Regions from separate parts of the Homo sapiens genome. Here all the other regions are linked to region 1. The links are chromatin contacts, found by Hi-C or POLR2A ChIA-PET in ENCODE. All regions are on one chromosome and are shown on one strand. The core of a region is the stretch at or near the end of the contact, and the rest is flanking DNA. Distances in the headings are between cores, read along the strand shown.

Region 1 (3,613 bases), core at 359-2,858:
TTGTCTTTTTCAAATGTAGGACCCTCTGAATTGTCAACCAGCATTTAAAATCTCCACCGACTTTTAGCTAATGTCCAAAAATAAAAATACAATTTAACTTCCTTTCCTTACATGTCAATTGTGGCAGGGGTCTCACACTTATAAGCAAACAAACAAAAACCAAAAAACCATATATATTATTTGCTAAAGTAAAACTTTCTTACTGTACAATATATGAACATCGTAAGTGATGCATACAAGATCCTTGGCTAATACAAGATACTCCTTTATTACCTGACCATTCAAAATGCTTCCTGTCCACCGTGTGCCAAGCACTGTGATAGTTAAGATATTAGATTTACCATGCACTTTTCCTTAAATGCACAGTCACGTGTATACATTTAGTAATACTTTCCTTAGTGCGTAATTTAACTTTAGAAGTGTAACAGGATGGTTTAAATATTTAAAATTATCAAGGTATCTTTGGCACTGTAATCTTACAGTTATAATACATGAAGATACTATAATCATATCATGTGAAATCGACTGTGAAAACACACACCCGTGGAACGTATATACATAATAAATGGACATAAAATTGTGCTTCCACCAAAGACTTTCATTATTTCCTTTAGTAATTTATAATTATACAGTATGTTATTCCACGCCTGTATCAATTAATTATGCAGAAAATGATTCAACCAAATCCGAACTGTTAAGTCCTACTCATTACAAAACAAAAACTAAAGTCCCTACACCAGACTTGATTTTCAAAGAGCTTCTTAAAACAGCTCTGCCCCATGCCCAATAAAGTGAAAGCTGGAAGCAATTATCAAGAAGAAAAACACACTTTAAGACAATTTTCTTTAACACATGTGGACAGGGAACCGAACGCAACGGGAGGCGGAGTGGCATGATTCCGTAAAAGTGGACGCTGAATGGTAAATTTCCCAACCCCCAACCCAAAACAAAGGAAAACTTTAAACATGTTGCGGTTTTCAATCAAACCAAGTAAAGCCAGAAAGGCTCATCCACTCGCCCCACACACCCGCTCCTCTCCCCGCACAGCTGCTACCGGCGTCGGCCGATACACAGACCCCCAGCCTTTAGGACCCAAAGGGGCCGCTTCCCTCGCCCCTACTTCGGCCGTAGGGGCAAAAATAAACCTCTCCTCCCCGTCGCCGGGCGGTCCACACGACCCCAAAGACAAGGGGTGGGGAGTGTCCCCACGCCCCTGGAACCTCAGGTCGGACTTGGGCGGGACCCGGCAGGTCTGGACAGGGCAGAGACCGAGTCAGGGGCGAGCAGGTAGCGCGGGGAACGAGACAAGCCCGCCGGGCGATCCGGGGGAGGGGAGAAGTTTCTTCCCAACTTCCCGACTCGGGCCCGCGGGGGCGGGGAACCGCGGCGGCGGCGGCGGCGGCGGCTCCGGGCGCTGGGGCCTAGCCCTGTCCGGGCAGAGGTGGAACCCTCCGCCCGCGGGGCCCCACCGGGTCCTTACCTGTCCTCCGGCCGCGCTCTCATGAGTCGCTGCTACCGCAGCTCGAGGTGGCGGAGGGCGGAGGCGAGGCCCGCGGGCCCTCTCCCTCCTCCACCTCCTCGTCCCGGGGCGCCCGGCGGCAGCAACGACGGCAGAGCCGGCCCGGGACGCGTTACTTCAGGAGGAGGGAGTTCCCGGGCTCCCCACGCCTCGGCCTCACTCTCCACCTCCTCCGCCCCCCCCCCCCGGCCCCGCCCCCTGACTTCTAGCGGGGGCGGGGGCTGCGGGTACCTGCGCGCGCCGCCGTCCGCTCACCGGAACTCGGGCCACGCCGGCCCGGCTCCGGGGCCCCCAGCCTTCCGGCGCCTACGCCCCCGTCAGGTCCCCTCCGCGGGCTCCGGGCCGCTTTGCTGTGGTCAGGATAGGCGACCGGTCCGTGTCACTTCTCCCGACCCAACATGGCGGCGGGGTCCGGGGCGGATTCCCGGGGGCGGTGCAGGCCGAGGGGGCGTGAGGAGGAGGTGCTTCCCTGCCCGGAGAGCAGGCCCGCGGCGTCCCTTCCCACCCGCGAACCCACCGACGCTCGGCTGCCGCGGAGATTGAATGGAGCGCTCCGATTCTGCCCCTCTGCCTTTCTCTGTTCCTTGGCCCAGCTCTCAGTAGTGGCCAGGGCTTTGGGGCTTGCTTTTGTGGGGGAGGACGGGGTTGAGTTTTTTTGGTTGGCTGTTTGCTTCTCAGCGCTACGCTTCCGCACCCTTTGTCGTTGGTAGTAAAATCTCAAGCCCAACCGCGTGAGCCGGGGGCGTTACTCACACCCTCATCACCATCCTGATCGCCGTCCAAAAAACGTTCACGTCTTGCCTCCTTCCGAGGCAGGGATCCTGTCCCTGCCCCCAGGAGCTTCCTGTTGACTGTAGGTCGAACCAGCCTTGCCGGGAGGGGAACCGAAGCTGAGTTCTGTTTGGCGACTATCCCAGTCATGGTGGCTTTGGCTTATGTTGGGACAGCGTTTTTCTATATGATGCTGGCGGCAGCCCAGTGAGGGAAGTGCAACAAGTATGGTTCTCCTGCTTGTCAACTGTGGAAACAGCGACCCTGAAAGTGGAGGAGCCACAGCTGGAATCGTGTCCGTCTGAATACACGCACCTTTCCTATGAGCCTTGTAAAGCCAGTCGTTGAAGAAGGGGGAGGACCCGGAAGGATGGGGTGGGGGCGTAAAGATGAAGGTTAATCAAGGTCCTCATGGACTGAACCTTGAGGCCCTTCTGCTGCAGTCACTTTTGCCCTATCAGACTTTTAGAGTAACTTCCTCTCTTTATTTCCTCTTTGGTGGGGTTATCAGAATTATTTTGTGACTATTGGTTTCCTTTGCGGTTTTTAGTGAAATTCAGAATCATCTTCGACGGATAGGAAATAGTGCAATCATATGTGTCAGTATTCCGGTATTCTAGGAACTTAAGGAAATGCATATAAGGGTTTGAACATTTTTTTCTTCAGCTCACTAAATGAACGAAAGGTAGGCGTAGGCGTTAAAGAGACACATAATGTGGAACGATGCTGTATTTTCTTAGCTACTAAAACTTCATTTGTCATTGACTGTCTCAGGGCTTTAAAATTTTATGTAGGTCTATATTCAGCTTTTATTAAAATAGAAAATTCCTTGAGCTGTTGCCTTTCTTCACTAAATAGAGATAATTTCGTCTTCCTAAACACTCAGTCTCAAAAATCACCTCTAAAATAGGCCGGGCACAGTGGCTCACACGTGTAACCCCAGCATTCTGGGAGTCCAAGACAGGAGGATCACTTGAGTCTAGGAGTTGGAGACCAGCCTGGGCAACATGGGAGACCTCCTATCTATTTAGTAAAATATATTTTAAAAAATAATAATGAAATGAAATAGTAGTTTGCCCCAGTTTAAGGGGTAAGGTGGCTTTGAAGATGTTCTATATGGAGTTTTAAAGTTGGGAGAGTATGTCAGAATGTCACCTACAAGTTATGGATTACATTGACTTACTGAGTTTGCTTCTCTTCGCCCTCCCTTTTTTTTTTTATTACTACATTCCCTGATTTCTTTTTTAGTATATTCATCAATGTCAAACTTCAGTCTGTAAATAACCTGGAAAGTTTTCAATCTTACATTTAGTGGCTCACTTG
Region 2 (3,613 bases), core at 1,114-3,613, 2.8 Mb after region 1:
AGAAAGGGGGGTTTTCAATTATTTGGAGGGCTCTTGCTTAGAGGATAGCATGGGCCTGTTTTGTATAAGTCCCCAAAGGAACAACAAAGGCAAGGGCTCAGAGAGGCATAAAGAATAATTCTCCAGGCATTGATTGTCCGTCCATAGAAGGAATATGAGGACCTCATAACAGAGGGAGTTCTCAGCCCCTGGACCTGTTCAAGCACAGACCAGCACATCTTTTGGCTGGGAGGCTATAGCAATTGTACCAACATCTGATAGGGGGCTCAACTAGATGACAAGGTTTCTTTCAAATTGGATGGTTATGATAATGAGTGAAATTTAGACAAGAATTTGCAAACTAGGGAGGGTCCCACAGAGAATGATGCTGAAGAGCTGAAGAAAGAAGCCAAAAAAGGAGGCCAGAGAAAGAGCTCCAACGAGGCTGTCTGGTAGCAATGATGAATGTTCTGCCATCTTGGGAAAGCAGCTGGCACTGATGAGGACAAAATAACTAATAGACAAGTTTGCTGCTGCTGCTTCCAGCCAAGCAGACCCCATAGTTGTGCACTTAACAGTGCATCATAGGGCTCCTGCTCCTTGCGGTGATGTGTTATGCTGGCCGGACTTTCCAACAAATGCCAGACAAATCAGCGGTCTGGCTGGAGTCCTCCACCGGCAAAAATGCGCAAACCCTGGCAACAACAAAGATGATGAGATGAGATTCAGTCCAGACCCGTGACATGCCATTAGATCTTCCTAATCACCAGAGAGCAAATCCTTACTCTGTGTACTGGACACTGTGCTAAGAACTTAATAGACATGGGGGCTGGGTGTGGTGGCTCACACCTGTAATCCCAGCACTTTGGGAGGCTGAAGCATAAGGATCGCTTTAGCCCAGGTGTTGGAGACCAGCCTGGGCAACAGAGTGAGACCTCGTCTCAAAAAAACCCAAACAACAACAACTAGCTGGTCATGGTGGTGCACGCCTGAAGTCTCAGCTACTCGGTAGGCTGAGGTGGGAGGATCACTTGAGCTTGGGAGGTGGAGGCCGCAATGAGCCATGACTGTGCCACTGCACTCCAGCCTAGGTGACAGAGCAAGACCCTGCCTCAAAAAAAAAAAAAAAAAAAAAAAAGAAAAAGAAAGAAAGAAAAAGAAAAAGAAAAAGAAAAAGAAAAAAAAGAAAGAAAAGAAAAGAAAAAGAAGAAAATAGACATGATCTCACATATGTGAAAGATCCCACTATCCCCATTTAACTGATGAAAATATTAAGGCTCAGAGCAGGCAACGGACATCCCTAACTCATCTAGAGATTCAGTGACAGAGTTAGAGTACTCAGGGCTCCAACTCCCATCTGACCATTAACTCAAACCACCTTTGTTTATCTCCCCCGCCCCCCGCCAGTAAACACTCTCTAGTAAACACCTTGTCCACTAAAGCACCGTGGTTTCCACGAGGGACTCCTTCGTGCACAGCCATCCTCACTCTGCAGGAACTCTTAAGTTTCAGTGAATGAATGAATTTGGAGTGGTCAACAAGGGGTGCACAGTTGCAACTTTTAAAATATTGCAGAAGGAGAGAAATGCCACAAAACAAAATGCACATGGAAAAATCACTACCTTATTTCAAAATATTTACAGCTTCACATTTAAGGCCACCCAAAGCGTGGCGGTCAGTGGTGAGAAGGCAGAGATCAGAGGCTGTTGGGGTGGGTCATACACCATGATTCCCGGCCCCCCTCTGGGAGATACAAGGTATCCCACAGTCTTCTCTCCCAGTTACATCCTCCACGGAAACCACAAGATGACTCGCTCAACTTTTTCTAAAGTAGAAAAAAATATGCTTGTGTGTGTGTGTAAGGGGAGGAGAGGGGATGTGAATGAAATGGAGGGTAGTGTAATAATTCCTGTAGTCATAAGACACGCCAGTTGGTAGTTGCTAGTATTCCAGACACTTCCTAACGCCAGACAAATGCCCCAAGCCTCGGCATGTCTGGCCTAGAGATCTATTCAACTGATAGCAGCCGCCTCTTCTGGGGAGAGCAGATCTTTCAGAAAGCACTGGCTGCGCTGCTAATCAAACGCAACATTGTTCTCAGCAAGGAGGAAGAATGGAAAGGTTTGTTTCAGAGTCACAACTTTATTTTTTTTAAAAGGCACCCAAGTTGTTTCAACAAGCTGCTACAAAACTTGGGCTTCCTGAGTGGAGGCTGTTTTGCACAGTGCATGTACTGTACAAAAATCCAGGCAGGGAGGGGTCAGAGAGTTCGTCATTAAAGAAAAAAAAAAAAAAAAGCCCCAGGCACTTGATGCCTGGAAATGATGTCAGACGCAGCCACTCCTCTGTTAGAACTACAGCCAAACAATGCGCAGGCAATCCACAGCAGCTGCCCCTGCAAATGTCAGCGCCAGCCCAGTCAAAAGAGCTTGAAACCTACCAAGCCGGAGGACTGTGCTGTGCCTCTCTCGCCCACATTTTCCCCAAGCACTCTCAGGAACCTGGCAACAGGTAACGTGGCAACCTTTGACTTATAAAAGGGCAAGTGGCACAATCTCAGGGAACAAATGGACTTTTTTTTAAAGCCAGCATCTCCCCCACCACTCCCACACCCCCCTCCCTCCCTCCCTCCCTCCCAACCAAAAGTCTGTAAAAAACAAAACATTGACGCGGGCAGTCCTACTCTCTAGTGTCCCCTTGTGGCCAAGCCTGGAACATCACATCTGTACGTTGCAATCTGTGGATCAGCTACGAGGTAAGTCGCTCTTTGGAAGGGGTGGAGGTCTTTGCTGGACTTGTCTTCCGAAAAGTATGAAGAGTGGAAGTCAAGGCTCAGAATGGCGTCCTTTTTTACCTTATCACCTTAACAAAAACTTCACCTTAGCTGCAGGGTTAAACCTCTGGGTTGGGGCTGGGGATTTTCGTTGTTGTTGTTTTAAAGCAGCAGCCAAGGCCATGTTTTTTAAGGTGGTGAGTTAAACGGAGCAAGAGCTGCGGTAGCCTTTTCCACCCAATCTCTTTCTTCACATCCTAGTCACAGCCAAGGGTAGGGTGGATGGCAGTGAGGATAAACAGCCCAGAAACAGGATTCCTGCAGGGTGGGACTGGCATTTTCCATTTTTATCTGAAGTTGTACTTTGAATGCAGACACCTTTCTCTCAGGCCAGAAGCACTGCTCATTTGTATTGCTGGCTTCCAGTTAGCCTATTTGCAAGGATTACTTAGGATTTCCAGACTGCAGGCCCAGCTACCCAGAGAGTGTGCCTCAAAGCCCCACCTCAAAGCTTTTATCTCTATGTGGCGGGAAACACCCACGAAAATGCCAACGGCGGTATTTGTAACTTGCCTTCTTCCTTTTGGGAACTGCTTTCTGCAGCTCTCTCTGCGTTAGAGGAATAGCTACAGCTGGGAGCTGCTCCAGCCACGCAGGAGGAGAGGGCACCCATTGAGAGGCGGGCACCCCTTCTGTCTCCCTCTGGCTATGTTAACTGGAAACTAGGAAAGGGGTTCAGATCAAAGTAACTGCTGTCTTCAGAAAGTTCCATTCATTAACTAAGTTAGCGGAAATTAAATGGTGTTTGGAGGAAGGTCATTTCAGAAGGCCCAGGGCCAGAGGCTGAGGTCTAAAACTTCT
Region 3 (3,613 bases), core at 608-3,107, 2.4 Mb after region 1:
ACTGAGGGTAGCAGCAGCATCGATTAAATAAATGTAAATCATATTGGCTTACGTGAAGTGCACCAGCAATACATCACACTTCTTGATGAAGTGCTTTCCCCTCCTCTATAAACTTACATGAAAAATGTTGACGATTCACAGCAATATGGCTGAATATCATGTAACATAGTTACCGAAAAAAGCCAGTTACAAAACAGTGCACAGCAGAATGATTGCTTTTATATAGAATACAAAAACAAAAAACTAATTAATGCTACTAGAAATCAGTAGTGTGTTGGGACGCAAGAAGGAGGCTTCTTGGGTGTCAATAATGTTTATTGATTTGGGTGTCAGTTACATGGGTGTGTGCAATCTACAAAAATTCACTAAAGCAATTCATTTGTAAAAGTGTGCAGTCTTTGGGAAGCCGAGGCGGGCAAATCACTTGAGGTCAGGAGTTTGAGACCAGCCTGGCCAACGTGGTGAAATACCATCTCTACTAGTAATACTAAAAATTAGCCAGGCATGGTAGCACACACCTGTAATCCCAGCTACTCAGGAGGCTCAGGCACAAGAATTGTTTGAACCCAGGAGGCGGAGGTTGCAGTGAGCTGAGATTGTGCCACTGCACTCCAGCCTGGGCGACGGAGTGAGACTCCATCTCGAAAAAAAAAAATTTGCAGTATATAATATGCACACTTTTTGTGTGCATGTTATATTATAATTTAAAAGGTTTTAGGCCAGGCATGGTGGCTTATGCATGTAATTCCTGTAATCCCAGCACTTTGGGAGGCTGAAGTGGAAGAATCACTTGAGGCCAGGAGTTTGTGACCAGCCTGGGCAATAAGCAAGACCCTGAATCTACAAAAACTACAAAAAATTAGCTGAGTGTAAACCTGTAGTCCCAACTACTTTGGAGGCTGCAGTGGGAGAATAGCTTGAGCCTGAGAGGCTGAGGCTGCAGTGAGCTATGATCGCACCACTGCACTCCAGCCTGGGCAACAGAGTGAGACCGTGTCTTAAAATAAATAAAACAAACAAACAAATAAGCTTTTTAAAAATAAATAAAACAAATAAATACATAAATAAGCTTTTTAAAAAGTTGACCACTATTGATGTAACAGAGAGGAAGGCTTTCTGTTGGGGGTTTTATTGCTGGCTATCTGTGTAGGATGAGAGCAAAACATTCTTCCTGCTAACATTCTTGCATGTTGTTAGAAGCAATATCATTATTATTATTATTATTATTATTATTATTATTATTATTATTTGAGACAGAGTTTCACTCTTGTTGCCCAGGCTGGAGTGCAATGGCATCATCTTGGCTCACTGCAAACTCCACCTCCCGGGTTCAAGTGATTCTCCTGCCTCAGCCTCCCCAGTAGCTGGGATTACAGGCACCGGCCACTACGCCTGGCTAGTTTTTTGTATTTTTAGTACAGATGGGGTTTCACCATGTTGGTCAGGCTGATCTCGAACCCCTGACCTCAGGTCATCCACCTGCCTTGACCTCCCAAAGTGCTGGGATTACAGGTGTGAGCCACTATGCTCGGCCTGCAATATCATTGTATTGAACGATCATTATATTTAAGTGTTTTATTCAATGTCATAAACAAACATGGCTCTTGCCTTGGAAGAATTTATAATATAAATCATGAAAGGAAACTTCTGACAAGTAAGAGCTGAAAGCCTCCCTTTTTCTGACTGTTCCATATCTGGTTAAGCCTCACAGCCCTCGGAGAGTGGACTACGCAGGCGGGCCTCTCCCTGGGACCCTGTCTTCTGGGTCTGTACGTGGCGCCTGGATTCTTCACCACTTCCTCATGTTCTCAGTAGCCAGTGGCTATGGTGCTGGACCAGGCTTTTCTACTTAAACCATTTTCTGCCCAAAAGAGGAACTGGGTTTCACTTGTTTCCCTTTCAGACAGCCCACTTCGCACGCACAGATGACGTCAATAACCCTGATTAACATAGCTGACACAGAGAATTGACTATGAGCCAGGCAATGCTCTAAGCGCTTTATGCATACATTGGTAAGTTCAGTTCTCACAACCACCGTATGAGATAGTGCTGTTTTTAACCTCATTTTCCAGATGAAGAAACCAAGGCATGGGGGTTTCAGGAACTTGCCCAGTCACACAGCCAGGAACAGCAGAGGAGGGATTTGAACCGGCAGCCTGGCTGCTGACCCACATGATGCTTCCATTTTCCAATTGTTCTGTCTGCATTTCATTTCTTCAGACTTGTGGACACGATCATAAGGAGGTTTGGGAGTAGGGAACATGATGGAAAGGGAGAGGAAGGAAGAATACTGGCTTCAGTCAGCTCCTTCCTTTCCCCAGCTCTCTCTCTCACATACACATACACCCCTCCGTCCCTAAAGCACGTTATTCATTTTCTACACTTAAAACAAACAAACACTCTCCTCCATATAACAGAACCCGAACTCATCCTTCAAGATTCAGATCAAATGCAACTTCTTCAATAAACTCTTCCCTAAAATATGACACAGTATGAATCGTTCCTGCCTCTCTGCATCAGGGTTCCTTGCTTCAAGTTACTAAATATAACATTTATCAAAATTATGGTTGGATATGTGTCTCTTCTATTATGTTGCCAAACCTTTGAGGTTGGGATTGTGTCTGATCCACATTTACTTTTTTTTTTTGAGACAGTGTCTCGCTCTGTCTCCCATGCTGGAGTGCAATGGTGTGATTATAGCTCCCTGCAACCTCCACCTCCCAGGCTCGAGCAATCTTCCCACCTCAGACTACCAAGTAGCTGGGACTACAAGTGTGCACCACCACACTCAGCTAATTTTTTCTATTTTTTGTAGAGACAGGCTCTTGCTATGTTGCCTATGCTGGTCTTAAACTCCTGGGCTCAAGCAATCCTCCCACCTCGGCCTCCCAAAATGCTAGGATTACAGCCATGAGCCACTGTGCCTGGCCTGATCCACATTTACTTCTATTCCTACTCCTGAGGAAGAATGAGTCATGGGCAAACAGCAGGCGCTCAGAATTGGTTAAATTTGGTTGAACAGAATTAGCACGTAATGCAATAGATTAATTGTAGCTTCATAATTTTTTGTCTGAGAGAACAGAGTTCTGACAAGCATATATGTCATGATATGGATGATTTTATTTTAAATAAATAGCGATGAGGTCTCACTATGTTGCTCAAGTTGGTCTCAAATTCCTGGGCTCAAGCGATCCCCCTGCCTCAGCCTCCCAAAGTTGGATGATTTTAAATAAATGCACACGAAGAAAGTAAGTTGACAGTCTCAGTTCCCTCAGATGTGAAATGGAGAGGGTGGGACTGGCTTAAGAATCGCAGCTGTGTGGCAGGTGCAGCAACATAACCTTCTCCAAACACAGAAGACCCTGCAAGTTGATGCAGTGCTATTTCCTGCCAGCAGCTTCAGACAGCTGTCTCAACATGGCTCGAGCAGACAGGACTATCTGATCAGAGATGGCCTGGAAAAAGAAATCCACTGGCCACTTCTAATCTCCCGCATTCCCCGTTTAGATGAAGTACAGGGTAGAACATGTTAATTGGCATGCTCTTCTTCTATAATTGGTTTAGGTAATTTCACACTGGACTCAAGCTCACTCTGGCTCTGCTCTTTCTTGTG

What was found. A loop is a pair of places that touch in the nucleus more often than their neighbours do. ChIA-PET counts read pairs that join two places held with the same protein, here RNA polymerase II (POLR2A). Pooled maps may share reads with other maps.
Region 2: a pooled map shows a loop between it and region 1 (10-fold over the local background). The contact joins the promoter of DLGAP1-AS1 here to the promoter of YES1 in region 1. A Hi-C loop is called at or near these places in 1 of 168 maps with a recorded cell type or tissue (naive thymus-derived CD4-positive, alpha-beta T cell), 5 of 37 single-sample maps with no recorded cell type and 14 of 50 pooled maps. POLR2A ChIA-PET finds 5 or more read pairs at or near these places in 1 of 52 experiments (naive thymus-derived CD4-positive, alpha-beta T cell).
Region 3: a map with no recorded cell type shows a loop between it and region 1 (9-fold over the local background). The contact joins the enhancer-like site here to the promoter of YES1 in region 1. A Hi-C loop is called at or near these places in 4 of 37 single-sample maps with no recorded cell type and 2 of 50 pooled maps.

The regions. Positions count from the first base shown.
Region 1 is chr18:810,634-814,246 of GRCh38, forward strand. YES1 (YES proto-oncogene 1, Src family tyrosine kinase) reads right to left here and starts at 1,609. Exons shown (of 12, transcript NM_005433.4): 1 at 1,481-1,609. RefSeq lists silencers at 1,216-1,305, 1,376-1,435, 1,486-1,995 and enhancers at 1,727-2,269, 2,270-2,811.
Region 2 is chr18:3,591,751-3,595,363 of GRCh38, forward strand. It overlaps DLGAP1-AS1 (DLGAP1 antisense RNA 1), which reads left to right and starts at 2,364. Exons shown (of 3, transcript NR_024101.1): 1 at 2,364-2,490; 2 at 2,670-2,734. The region is part of intron 7 of DLGAP1 (DLG associated protein 1); the gene reads right to left. RefSeq lists enhancers at 2,004-2,123, 3,536-3,613 and a silencer at 3,121-3,415.
Region 3 is chr18:3,176,239-3,179,851 of GRCh38, forward strand. The region is part of intron 5 of MYOM1 (myomesin 1); the gene reads right to left. Among named protein-coding and RNA genes, the nearest start is that of MYOM1, 42 kb to the right of the region's middle. RefSeq lists enhancers at 1,562-1,681, 1,702-2,091. Within about 2 kb of position 1,858, at least 14 of the 41 ENCODE cell types and tissues checked have a DNase peak (open chromatin) inside an H3K27ac peak, as active enhancers do.